Linked DNA regions of Homo sapiens: region 2 is linked to region 1. The links are chromatin loops, found by intact Hi-C in ENCODE. Cell type or tissue: dorsolateral prefrontal cortex. All regions are shown on one strand. Each heading gives the region's core, and the rest is flanking DNA. Links, peaks and the distances in the headings are about the cores only.

The links. Hi-C counts contacts between places; a loop is a spot of excess contacts. Peaks named below come from ENCODE experiments on the same cell type or tissue, not always from the same donor. Only the 100,000 strongest peaks of a DNase experiment are listed, where the experiment ranks them.
Region 2: it touches region 1 in a loop (4-fold over the local background); 54 of 110 quality-filtered maps call a loop at or near these places.

Annotation. Positions count from the first base shown.
Region 1 is chr1:65,064,474-65,069,844 of GRCh38, forward strand. It overlaps a transcript of JAK1 not described here. Among named protein-coding and RNA genes, the nearest start is that of MIR101-1, 8.7 kb to the left of the region's middle. RefSeq lists a silencer at 2,402-3,001. In dorsolateral prefrontal cortex, for the core only: no CTCF peak of the experiment used is centred there; DNase peaks (open chromatin) are centred at 1,788, 2,388 and 3,338; H3K4me3 peaks cover 4,707 bases; H3K27ac peaks cover 4,963 bases.
Region 2 is chr1:65,688,487-65,693,857 of GRCh38, forward strand. No RefSeq gene overlaps it. Among named protein-coding and RNA genes, the nearest start is that of PDE4B, 100 kb to the right of the region's middle. In dorsolateral prefrontal cortex, for the core only: no CTCF peak of the experiment used is centred there; a DNase peak (open chromatin) is centred at 3,265; H3K4me3 peaks cover 654 bases; H3K27ac peaks cover 2,359 bases.

The DNA of each region.
Region 1 (5,371 bases), core at 215-5,214:
TCAACACTTCAGTGATTATCGTTTATTAGGTAGCCCTTCCAAAAGACTGAGTATTTTAGCTCAGAGAGGAAAGCATATCTCAATTCAGGGACTGAATGGAGACACTGAGTGAGATTCAAAGACAAGAAGTTAATTTCCAAGGTAGAGGTGGAAAATCCTGACATCCTTACTTCTTTGTCCAGGGTATCAGTCACCTACAAAAGTTACAATTATTGTTTATCACAATTATTGTTTATGAGCCTCTCAACTTACATACTCACAGCAGCTGTCACTGCATCCTCAGGTTCTCTGTCTTCAAGTGCCCTCCTAGCTTCCTGAAACAACCTTCTCTATCTAGAGCAGATTCTGCAGAGAGGCCCCTCTTTAATTCATATTCTGAAACGTGCTTGTTATTGTTGACGTACAAAAACTTATGAATAATTCAATAAATGAATCTTGAACCATCCTATTTATCATTCAGTGGTCTAGGTACCCAACTCTAGAGGAAAGCTTTTCTGAAATACACGGTAAGTATCCCCCAACCCTCCCTCAAAGGAACCAATTATGAACACTATACAGTCTTCTCTCCCTTCTCACTCCCCATGTCAAAGTTCATTGTGTTCCTCCTGCAGCTGATTTAAAAGTTGATCTTTTCAAGGAGCTGGATTCCTAAGGTAGTTCTATTTTGAGCCTTCTTCCTGTTCTGAAGCTAAAGTTGGAAGGGCTTAGGTGGTGATGTCATGGAAGGGAGACTGTTGGTTTTTATAGGAGGGTCTTCTCTGGCAACTCTGGGGATGCTCAAATGGGGAAAACTCAGAGTGTTACTTTTGATCTTTTCCCCCCTCCTTCCCTTTATAGAATATCAGCTATTCCTTAGCCAGCAAGAAAACAAGTTCAAATAAGCCTGCAAACAGATTTACATATTTTACATGCTAAACATCTAATAAATGAAAAGACTGAGAAAAAGAAAAATGCCTCACTGTAAGGAACAGAGGGTGACAACCTCTTTCTCCACCCCTCTCCCCAAATATCTATCACAGAACAAGGGGCAAAGAGGAGGGGAGGGTCGACTGGTAAGCAGAATAAAGGGATTATAAAGCTAGGAGGCTTTTAGAGGGAAACGCTGTTGGAATATTCAGGACAGGAGACCCTTGGGTCCCTGCTCTTCCTCTGTGTTTTCCTCCCTTTTGGAATGGTTAGACTTGGGCTGGGTGTGTCTTCTGCTTGGGAGGCGTTTTTTTTGGCGCTGGAAAAGCAAAAGGGGCCAGGGTGGGGCCTGGGGAAAGAAAGCCAGAGACAGGCTGCTTAGGCCTGGCTCTGGGTTAAGCTTAAGGGGAAAATAAAGGGGGCTACGGAGGGACAGCAGATTCCATTAGAAGACCCAGAGGGGAATAAAAAACAGCGCACTGGCCAAAGGGGGTCACTTCTCTCTCTCCCTCAACCTAGGCCCAGGAGCTATTTGCTGGTTGGTGGGGGACAGGTCCAGAGGGAAGAGAAAATCCCAAAACATCTGCAGATCACAACTTGCCGGGGGAAAGGGGGGCTGGGGACAGACATGCCAAATTAAATCAGCAGGTGAAAGCAGCAATTTTTGGCCAATGCTGGGATTGCGGAGAGGACTAACTAAGAACCCTGGAGAGCAGGGGATTCCCTGGTTTCTCAGCTCACCTCTCCTTCAAAGCAGGGATAAGCACAGGTGTGGTCTTTCTCCAGGAAGGTGGCAGCTGGCGTGCGGGTAGCAGAGTGAGGGAAAGAATTCCTCGCACAGGAAGGCAGGGAGAAGCCCTGGGGTCAGCTGCGGCCAGGAGCCGGCGTCTCCGCCAAGTCCCCTCCCCCTTCCTGAAAACCGACCTGGACCAGCACAAATTACAGCAAAGCACCCCTCTCCCCAATAATGTTTCTAATAAAAGAAACAGACTCTCATGCCTATATTAAAAAACCACGAGCTCTAGCTGATGGAAATAAACAGGTGAGCCCGGGGAGAAGCGGGAAAACACTGGGAATGGGAGAATGAAGGGGGAGAAGGCGTTCCCGAACGTGCAGAGAAACCGAGGCTTCCCCGCCCTCCCTCCACCCTCCTCCCCTCCGGCCGGGGAGAATCTGCGTGGCAGGGTGCAAGCTAAAAATGCCACTGACGGACCCCTCTTCCCGCCCCGTGCCCGTTCTCCCTCCTACCCCAGACTCCAGCGTCCCGGCCTCGTGGTAGCGCCCGGTCCCCGGCGCCGCGCGGGGCTCGCCCTCTCTCCGGACCGCCGCCGCCGCGGGGACTCCGGTCTTCCTCTCTTCTCCCTCCCTCCTCCTCCTCCTCCGGCACCGCCGCCTCCTCCTCTTAGACTCCTCCCGCCGGATCCTTCATGTAAACAACATCCAGGCTCTATTTACAGTCGCCGCCGGACGGCAAGGGACCCACGCCAGCACCCTGGACGCGGGCGGGGGCGGGGGAAAAGCGAGTGCGCAACATTTACACACACACCCCGCCCCTCCGCGCCGCTCCCCTCCGGGGGCCGAGCCAGGCGCCCGGGGCTCCCCGCGTTGCCACTGACACCCCAGCGAGGGCCGCGCAAAACCGCGGAAATGCCCATGGGCGAGGTCGCCCCGCTACCCCTCGGGAAAAACACACGCACGCGCTAACAACAACAAACCCAGTCCGGCAACACCCTCGCAGTCGGTCCCGGAGTGCGGAGGCCCGGCCCGGCCCGCCCCGCGCCGCCGCCCCCGCGCTCCGCCGCCTACCCCGAGGTGGCGAACTGCGTGCGGTCCCCGGAGGAGGCTGAAGGCAGGCGCTAGGCGCTGGGCAGTGGCGCGCCCTCGGCCCCCGGCGCCGCCTGGCCCGCCCCCAGACCCCAGTGCGGATGCCTAGCGGGCCGAGCCCCACGGCTGCGTGTGCGTGTGCGCCGCGGCCAGCCTCGCCGGAGCCGCTCTGTGCGCCCCACGGCTTCCCGCGTCCCCAGGCCGGCTCCGACGCGCCGCGAGACGGGGCCGGGAGCGCAGCAGCCAGCGCTCCACGGCGGCGCACGGGCGCGCACTCGGACGTCCACACTCTGCGCCCCGAGCCTCGCGCGGCCGCACGCCCCACGCAGCCCGCCTCCCGCGGGCGCTCGGCCCCGCGCGCCCCGCCGCCCCCGCGCCCGGCCGCCGCCCCCACACCCACCTGCGCCCCCGGGGGTCCCGGGCTCCCCTTCCTTTGTTCTTCCCGCTATTTGCATGAGGATTATCTAATGACGCAGCAAGGCTCGCCACAACGTGACCGTCGCCATTTTTCTGTTTTTATTCTATCTCTGCCATGTGATAGATGGCGGGGGGGTTGGAAAAGGGAGAGAGACGGGATTAAAAAAAAAAAAAAAAAAAACTTCCGGGTCTCATGACCGGGAAGGGAGAAAAACAAAAGGGAGACGAGACACAACTCTAAGGGAAGGATGTGTGTGCGTGCGTGTGTGTATGAGAGTGTGTGTACGTGCGCGCGCTCTCCCTCCTCTGCTGGGAGAAAGGAGGCTCCGGCAGCGGACAGGCAGCAGCCATCCTCCCACCCTGGAGACCAGTGGCCCCGGTGGGTCCAGCTCGCACCCTCTGATTGTGGCGGTCGCCCGTCCTGGTCCCCCACGCGCCGCGGAAGCTGGGGGAGCTGTCAGCCTGCTCCCCTCCTCTGGCTGCCTTCACTCGCCTGTCCGCCCCAGAGCTCGCTTTCCCTCCCGGGCGGCTGTACCGTTGTGGGCTACGTTCAGAGAAGTCCCACTATTGCCATGAGCAGGGACATAATAGAGTTTAAAGGCCGCCGTATTTTCTAAGTTTTAAAACAGTTTGCTTCGACGCCGTTGTTTATGACAACCGCGTGGCAACACCAGGCACAATCTAATGTTGGTTCCAATCCTTCCCCTCTTTCTCTACCCCCGCTTTCCCCCTTTTCCCAAAGTGGGGCACAACTTGGTGTGGTCTTCAATGGGGATTGGTTTTGTGGGGATGGACCATTCACTACGGATTGATTGATTTAAGAACCGCTTATTTAAATAAGTGGTGTTCAGGGTCAGAGGATTGTTTCAGAAGACAGTTGCATAGAGCAAGGTGGATTCGTGTTACACTGATCTTATTCACATTCAAAGGGAGTGATAGACATTTCATTCTTTCCGAAGTTCACAGTTGCTGAAAAAAAAATATTTGGGAACTCTGCCACTGTTTTCCGGTGAGATATAGAATTTTGTACTCTTGTTTACTACTGGGTTCCCTTCAGGCACTTTCACTTTTGTTTTTCGTGAGTTTCCTTTCTGGTTTTTTTTTTTTTCCTCTATTTCTTAATTCAGAGCAGAAATGGACTTCATAGTTGAGCAGGGTTCCTGGCTTTTACAGGGAGAGAAACGGAGACTCTGAGTAGTGCTAGGAGTTGCTCTAGGGCACACATTTAATTAGAGCCCAGCTTGGATTGCGCCCTGCTCACCTGTCGTTTCTCTTAGGGGTTGGCTATAAGAGGATGGGGTGGGGACGGGACTCACGGAACATCGCTATGTGCTTATTGTGAATTATTTTTATTAGACTCACAGAGTTGACCACTCTCCCCTTTGTGCATCCACTGTATGGTTTTTACATTTATTTTCTGGTGCCTTTCACAGATCAGCGTACGGCACAGTTGCTGTATCTCCCACTAGGGTAAGCTTTGAGGCCAGGGCCATGCCATACTCATTTTATATCTCCCATATTTAGCACCATGACTAGCAATGAATGAGCAAATGAAGGCCTGAAGAGGATCTTTTCCATAATTCCATCCTAGGAAATTCCTTGCATGTTTCTGGTGAAGGTAGAACACTGGAGATGCTTTTTGATTCTTACACCTCTGCAGACCATTTTTGGCAGTCTTCTTTAGTTACAAAGCCAGGCAAAACATGTTTTGCTTTTCTCAATTTTTTAAATCAACTGCTTCCCCCCTCGCCCCGCCCCGCCCCTCGTTTTACCATATTTGGTTCCTCTTCTTTAAATTCTTTCTGATTCATATGAATAAATTAGTTATGCCAACCTTTGCACTTTGTGAGTTGCTTTTGCTTTTAGACTCCAAAAGTTTGATAAAGTTTAAGGTGTGATTTAACCTGGTGCAGACTGGAAGCAAATCATCATGGGCAGACAAGACTCTGATTCTTCCTGGGATCACTGAACTGGGAGACTGGCGGTTGAGCAGGCAAAAGAGGACTGTTGAAAAGATGTTAGCATCAGGCAAAAAGTACACGTTTACCAAAAACAACAACGACAACAAAACAAACAAAAAACAGAATAACTGCCGTATACAATTACAGCTCAGAGGAGGATCTGGATTGTCACAGATCAGTTCTTATACATCTGGACTGATAAGGTTCCATTGCATATCTGAACATGATCTACATGTATTCCTCTGGATGGGGTAAATGAAATT
Region 2 (5,371 bases), core at 299-5,298, 620 kb after region 1:
CCAGACACCAAATTGTGCAGTAGGATAGGAAACTATCTGTTAATGACTTTAGAAGTCTATCATTATTTTTCCACCATAAATCTTGGAAAAAACATTAGAAATAATGTATGTGTGCACATAGTCACACATATACAAAGAATGTAAAGAATATAAAATTTGTGATGAAAGGCTAAATACCAACAGTAGTTATCTGAAGGTGATTAGTGCTTTTCCTTATCTGCATTTTATAGTTTTTTTTTAAATGGTGAATATTTATTACTTAGTATCTTTTAAATTAAAAAAAGAAAGAGTGTCTCTTAATCAGAGACTCTGGCTGTATACATCTGGGACTTTTGGTTGTAAGTAGAATGGACCAGAATCTCCAAGGCAGGAGATGGGAAACAGAAAAGAAAGGTCAGCTCTGTTTTATTCTTGCAGCTCGCTCACCCCAGCAGTTTGAAGATAGAGGACAGGGCTATTTGGCTTCTCTGATGTCGTCACTCACTTGGCTGGGATGACATATGGCTGGTGCTGGAGTCCAGAGATCTGGCACTGGCTGTTGTTCTTATTCATCCTTAATCCTGCATCACCCTTCATCTCTGGCCACTACTTCTGTCCTAGTCCTCCCCTATCATGGTAATTGTCTTGTCCTCATTCCAATCTCTCTTTCTACCACCACACAAAATTTTGACAAGCAAGTGGCTAGAAACCGACATTGTTTGTTCAGTATTAAGTCAAAGGAGAAAAGGAGGAGGAACACAGAGGTGTGGTTTTGTTGTTGTTGCTTTTTTTTTTCTTGCCACTGGAAAGATTTGTGCACACTGACATTTAAAACTTATTAACCAGCCAGGAGTGGTGGCTCACTCCTGTAATCCTAGCGCTTTGGGACGCTGAGGTGGGCAGATCACTTGAGGCCAGGAGTTCGAGACCAGCCTGGCTATAATGGTGAAACCTCTTCTGTAGTAAAAATACAAAAATTAGCCAGGCATGGTGGCACACACCTATAATCCCAGCTACTTAGGAGGCTGAGGCAGGAGAATTGCTTCAACTTAGGAGGCGAAGGTTGCAGTGAGCCGAGCTCGCACCACTATACTCCAGCCTGGGTGACAGAGCGAGACTCTATCACAAAAAACAAAACAAACAAACAAAAAGACTTACTAACCAACAGCTTAACTTGGGCTGAGAGGGACTAAAACTTGGGTCTCTACCTTACCAAGTGAAATACCAGATGAGCAAAATCACGCTCAAGTTCTCACTCCCAATAAGCTTTTTCTTCCCCTATTCCCATTTTGAAAGAGGGTGAATATTCTTCCAGAATCCTAAGCATAAAATATGAGAGTTGCTGTGGAGTCTTCTCCCCATCTTATCAATTGCCAAGTTCTGAAGCTTCCATCTGAGGCCCTCCCTTCTCCCCTCCTTCCCTCTATGGGCTCCCTGTTTTACCCCCATCACCTCTGCTCTGCTCACAGCATGAGCCTTCTGAGGTTTCACACCCCCAGTCTGCCCTCATCCAGTCCATCTGACCTAGAGATGCTGCATTCATTCATCCGAGGGCCAGTTTTGACTGCCTTTTTAAAAACATTTGCGAGTTCTCTGGTATTGACCAAATAATACTTGAATTCTAAAAGTAGGTGTATAAACCCTTCTGCAGTCTAATCCCAGGTTATCATTGACTATTCCCTGTGGGATAACGTTGTCAACAGCCAAACTTGGTGGTTCCAGGCACTGTAGTTGACACTGAGGCTATAGACATGAGAATCGGATGCAGTGCTTGCGCTCCAGTAGCCCCACCTCCTGTTGGAGACACAGTCAGCAGTGGTGTAAGTGCTGTAGAGGGATGACGAAGGCTCTCTAGGAGTCTAGGACAGAGAGGGTCAGAGGCTTCTTTAGGCTAAGGCAGAGAAGGAATAGGAATTAACCAGACACCTTGAGGGTAGAAATCGAGGCTAGGAGACTGGTAGACATTTTAGGAGAGGCAACCAAGCAGTTGCATGAAATTGCAAGAATACATGCCAGGTGCTACTTCACATAGTTTAGGCTGCATGTGAGGAAGCAGTGGAAGAAGATGCAGGGGGCATAAGAACAACAGCACAAACATAAATTTCTTCCTTGTATTCTGCTTAGCACTTTTCATGGGTTTTCATGTTTACTTCTCAGGAAACACTAATATGGGTAAGGTTTGTTCTGCTACAATGTATGCTTCTGTAACAACAGTTAGCTTATACTTGATTGGAAAATAAGGGAATGATTTCAGTATAATGAAGTTGGGTTGGTTCAGATAGTCTCCCCACCCCACCCCGCAAGGCTAGGGGAATTAGAAAAGCAGGAATAAAATCAGAACGTTCAGCAGGAAATAAGAAAGCCCTCAGCTCAACTGTGGCTTAGACTCAGGGCCCTTACTGCTCTATTTTAAGAAAACTAAAAATGAGAGTCTGCCATGGGGCTCCCTCTCTAGAGAAGCCAGCTTTACGCAAGATCCTGGCTCTCGGCAGGTCCATGTCCCCCTCTGTCTACATTCACTGCAGCCCCTCTGGTTCAGAGCTCCACTTCTATCTGCATTTTCTTAGTGCCTACATGATACCATCTCCTCTCTATAACTCTGAGCTTTTTTGATAGCCCCTGAAGCAGCCTTCAACTGTGCTGAGCAGCCTTCAACTGTGCTGAGCAGCCTTCAACTGTGCTGAGCAGCCTTCAACTGTGCTGAGCAGCCTGCCTGGATCGTCCAAGTTATCTCCAGAGATTCCAGCTATTGTTTTTCTGTCTGGTTGCAAAGTTTCACAGCTTTTGAGAGATATGCTCAATTTCATTTTTTTCCCTTTAGTCCTTTATTTTTAGTGTGATTTTGTAGAATGTGAGATTTTTCAGGATCGAGTATGTTGTGCAATAGAAGACATGTACTATTGAATTCTTGTTTCATAGGAGAGGAAATAGCAGCTTAGATGCATGTAACTTGCTCATGTTTTTATGTCTGGTGGATAGTAATGCTGAATTTCATGGCTCAAGCTACTTTGTTTTATGGGGCAGATTGGATAGGGTCTTACATGCTGGCACTTAAAAATCTGTTATCTCTCGGCAACTGGGCCTGGGACTTTGCAAATCGCATTTCCTGAACTCCTTTGCTAGCTGCTTTCCTTAGGTTTTGCCAATGTGAGGCACTAGAAAGTGGCTGAGAAGTGAGAGAAGGGGGAAATGGACTTCCTGTTTTTCTATTCCTGTCCTTGTTTCTCTAGAGCCACAGACAGTTGGCTCCAGCCTCTCCATGTCCCTAAGTTGCCAGCAGCAGCTGGGTCGCCCTTCTTTGGCAGTCAGTGAACAGGCCATGCTATTGTCCTTCACCAGATGGGCTTTAAAATCCCTTCGTAATCCAAGCCCTGGCTGGATTCTTCTTCCTCAGTGGTCTGAGCACCAGCTTTCCAGAGCTTCCTCCAAGAAGTCTGAGCTCCAGGCCCCTGGAACTTCTCCCCAGCTCTTCATTCTGGAAACACCATCTCTCCCTTTTGGATTCCTCACTCCTAGGAGTTGCAGTTGCTTCCTGCAGTTCTTGTTCTCTAGGCCATTGCAGTGGGCCCTCTTGTTCTTCCAGCCTTCCAGCACTCGTGTGACCCATTCCTTGCACCAAATGCCTTCTCTTTAACAAACATAATGTGTTCTGTATCCCTGAGTGAACTCTGACCCAGATATCATGCTCATGAATATTGCTCAATAAAGAAACACGAGTCTTTGAAGGCATTTAAACTGAAAAGTGGCTCCTTGCTGCAGTTCTTATTTCTTCATTTGGCAGCATTTGACTCTGTTGACAACGCTTTCTTCCTTTAAATCTTATGTCATCTTGGTTTCTCTGAAGTAAGACTCTCATGGTCTCCATACCTCTCAGGCTACTCTTTCTTAGCCTCCTATGGAGACTCATCCGCCTTTATTCTGGTGTTTCCTGGGGCCAGATACATGCCTTTTTATTTCTCCAATCTACGCAATTTCCCTGGAAGAGCTCCTCCGTTTCCATAGCTTTAGGTGTTATCCATTTTCTGATGATGCACAGATTCATGTCTCAGCCAGACAGTTCTCCTCAGTCCCAGGCCCATTCATCCAGCTGTCCTCTGGACATCTCCATGGGAGTGCTCCCTATGTTGCATTAGAGGGCCTGGACTGTGATGGAGGGAGACCCGGTTTCAATCCAGATCTGCATCATACCCAAGGCATCCCAAAAAGTTGATAATCATCTGTGTTTCCCACCAACCCTTCTCTCCCTCTGTGTTCCTAGTGTAAGTGGCTAACTCTAGCATTCATCCTTGTCGAACTTGAAAAGCTGGGTGTCCGTGTTGACCCCTGCTTCTCCCTCATGTCCCATATACAAATAAGTCCACTAGATTAAATCTCTTCATTCAATTTACGTATTTCTATCATTACTGTCACAACTCTAGTCTGGCCCACTATAATTTCCAACAGCTTCCTCAAAGGCATCTTACCTTCCAATGATGCTGTTCTAAACATCAACTTCCACACAGCAGTTATTTTCCCCCAAATAAAAATCTAATCAAAGTCTCTCCTCTACTTAAAACTGTTCAGTTCTGATTCTCCTCTTGGAATGAAATACACTCTATAGCATGGCTTATCATACCTTGGTGATCTTGTAACGGGATGCTTCTAGCTGAGGGCTCTTTATTTTATGCAAGAAAAGACGCCATTTAAAGGTTTCCAGTTCTAATATCTCCAGGGGTACAGATGGAAGGCACCGTTAGGAACAGAGATTGCTCTGGGAGGGGTCACTTGTCTCTCTTACTTATGTAAATGTCAGTCAAGATTGTACCCATTGAAGGAAGGCATAATAGGGTTTATTTGAAACTTGGCTGTGGCTACCTCTTGGAAAGCACATGACTTATCTCCAGCGAAGAAGTCAATAGAAGTCTTTAAGTTTCTTGGGAACAAAGGGAACATATTTGACCTCTTCCTTTTTGAGTTTTGTGGTCATTAACACTTCGATGAATTGACAGTCTTAGCTGATATATTCCCTGGCAGCAAAGTTCCCCAGGAAAGAAAGGTGAGTTTGCATGTAGAGAGCTTATATTGACACAAAGGTATAACTGAATTCCCATCCACAGTATTAATATGTACCTGAGGTGGCTCTCAACTAGCAGGTGGATGAAAAGACTCATCCTGTAGATGTCAAGTCAGCTTCAATCCTTAGCCATGTCAGTGCTTGAGCAATGGGTCCATGAACATCTGGGCCATGGCAGGAATAGATATTCTTGGGGCCAACTGCATGGATTTTTTCTCTCCAGGGTTGACCTATTTCCAATTCTGAGGGAGACCAGCCATAGGACTGGCTATATAGTTTGAGAGGCCCTGTGCAAAATGAAAAGGGGTGTGTGTGTAACAACCCTCCCCACAACTTTTC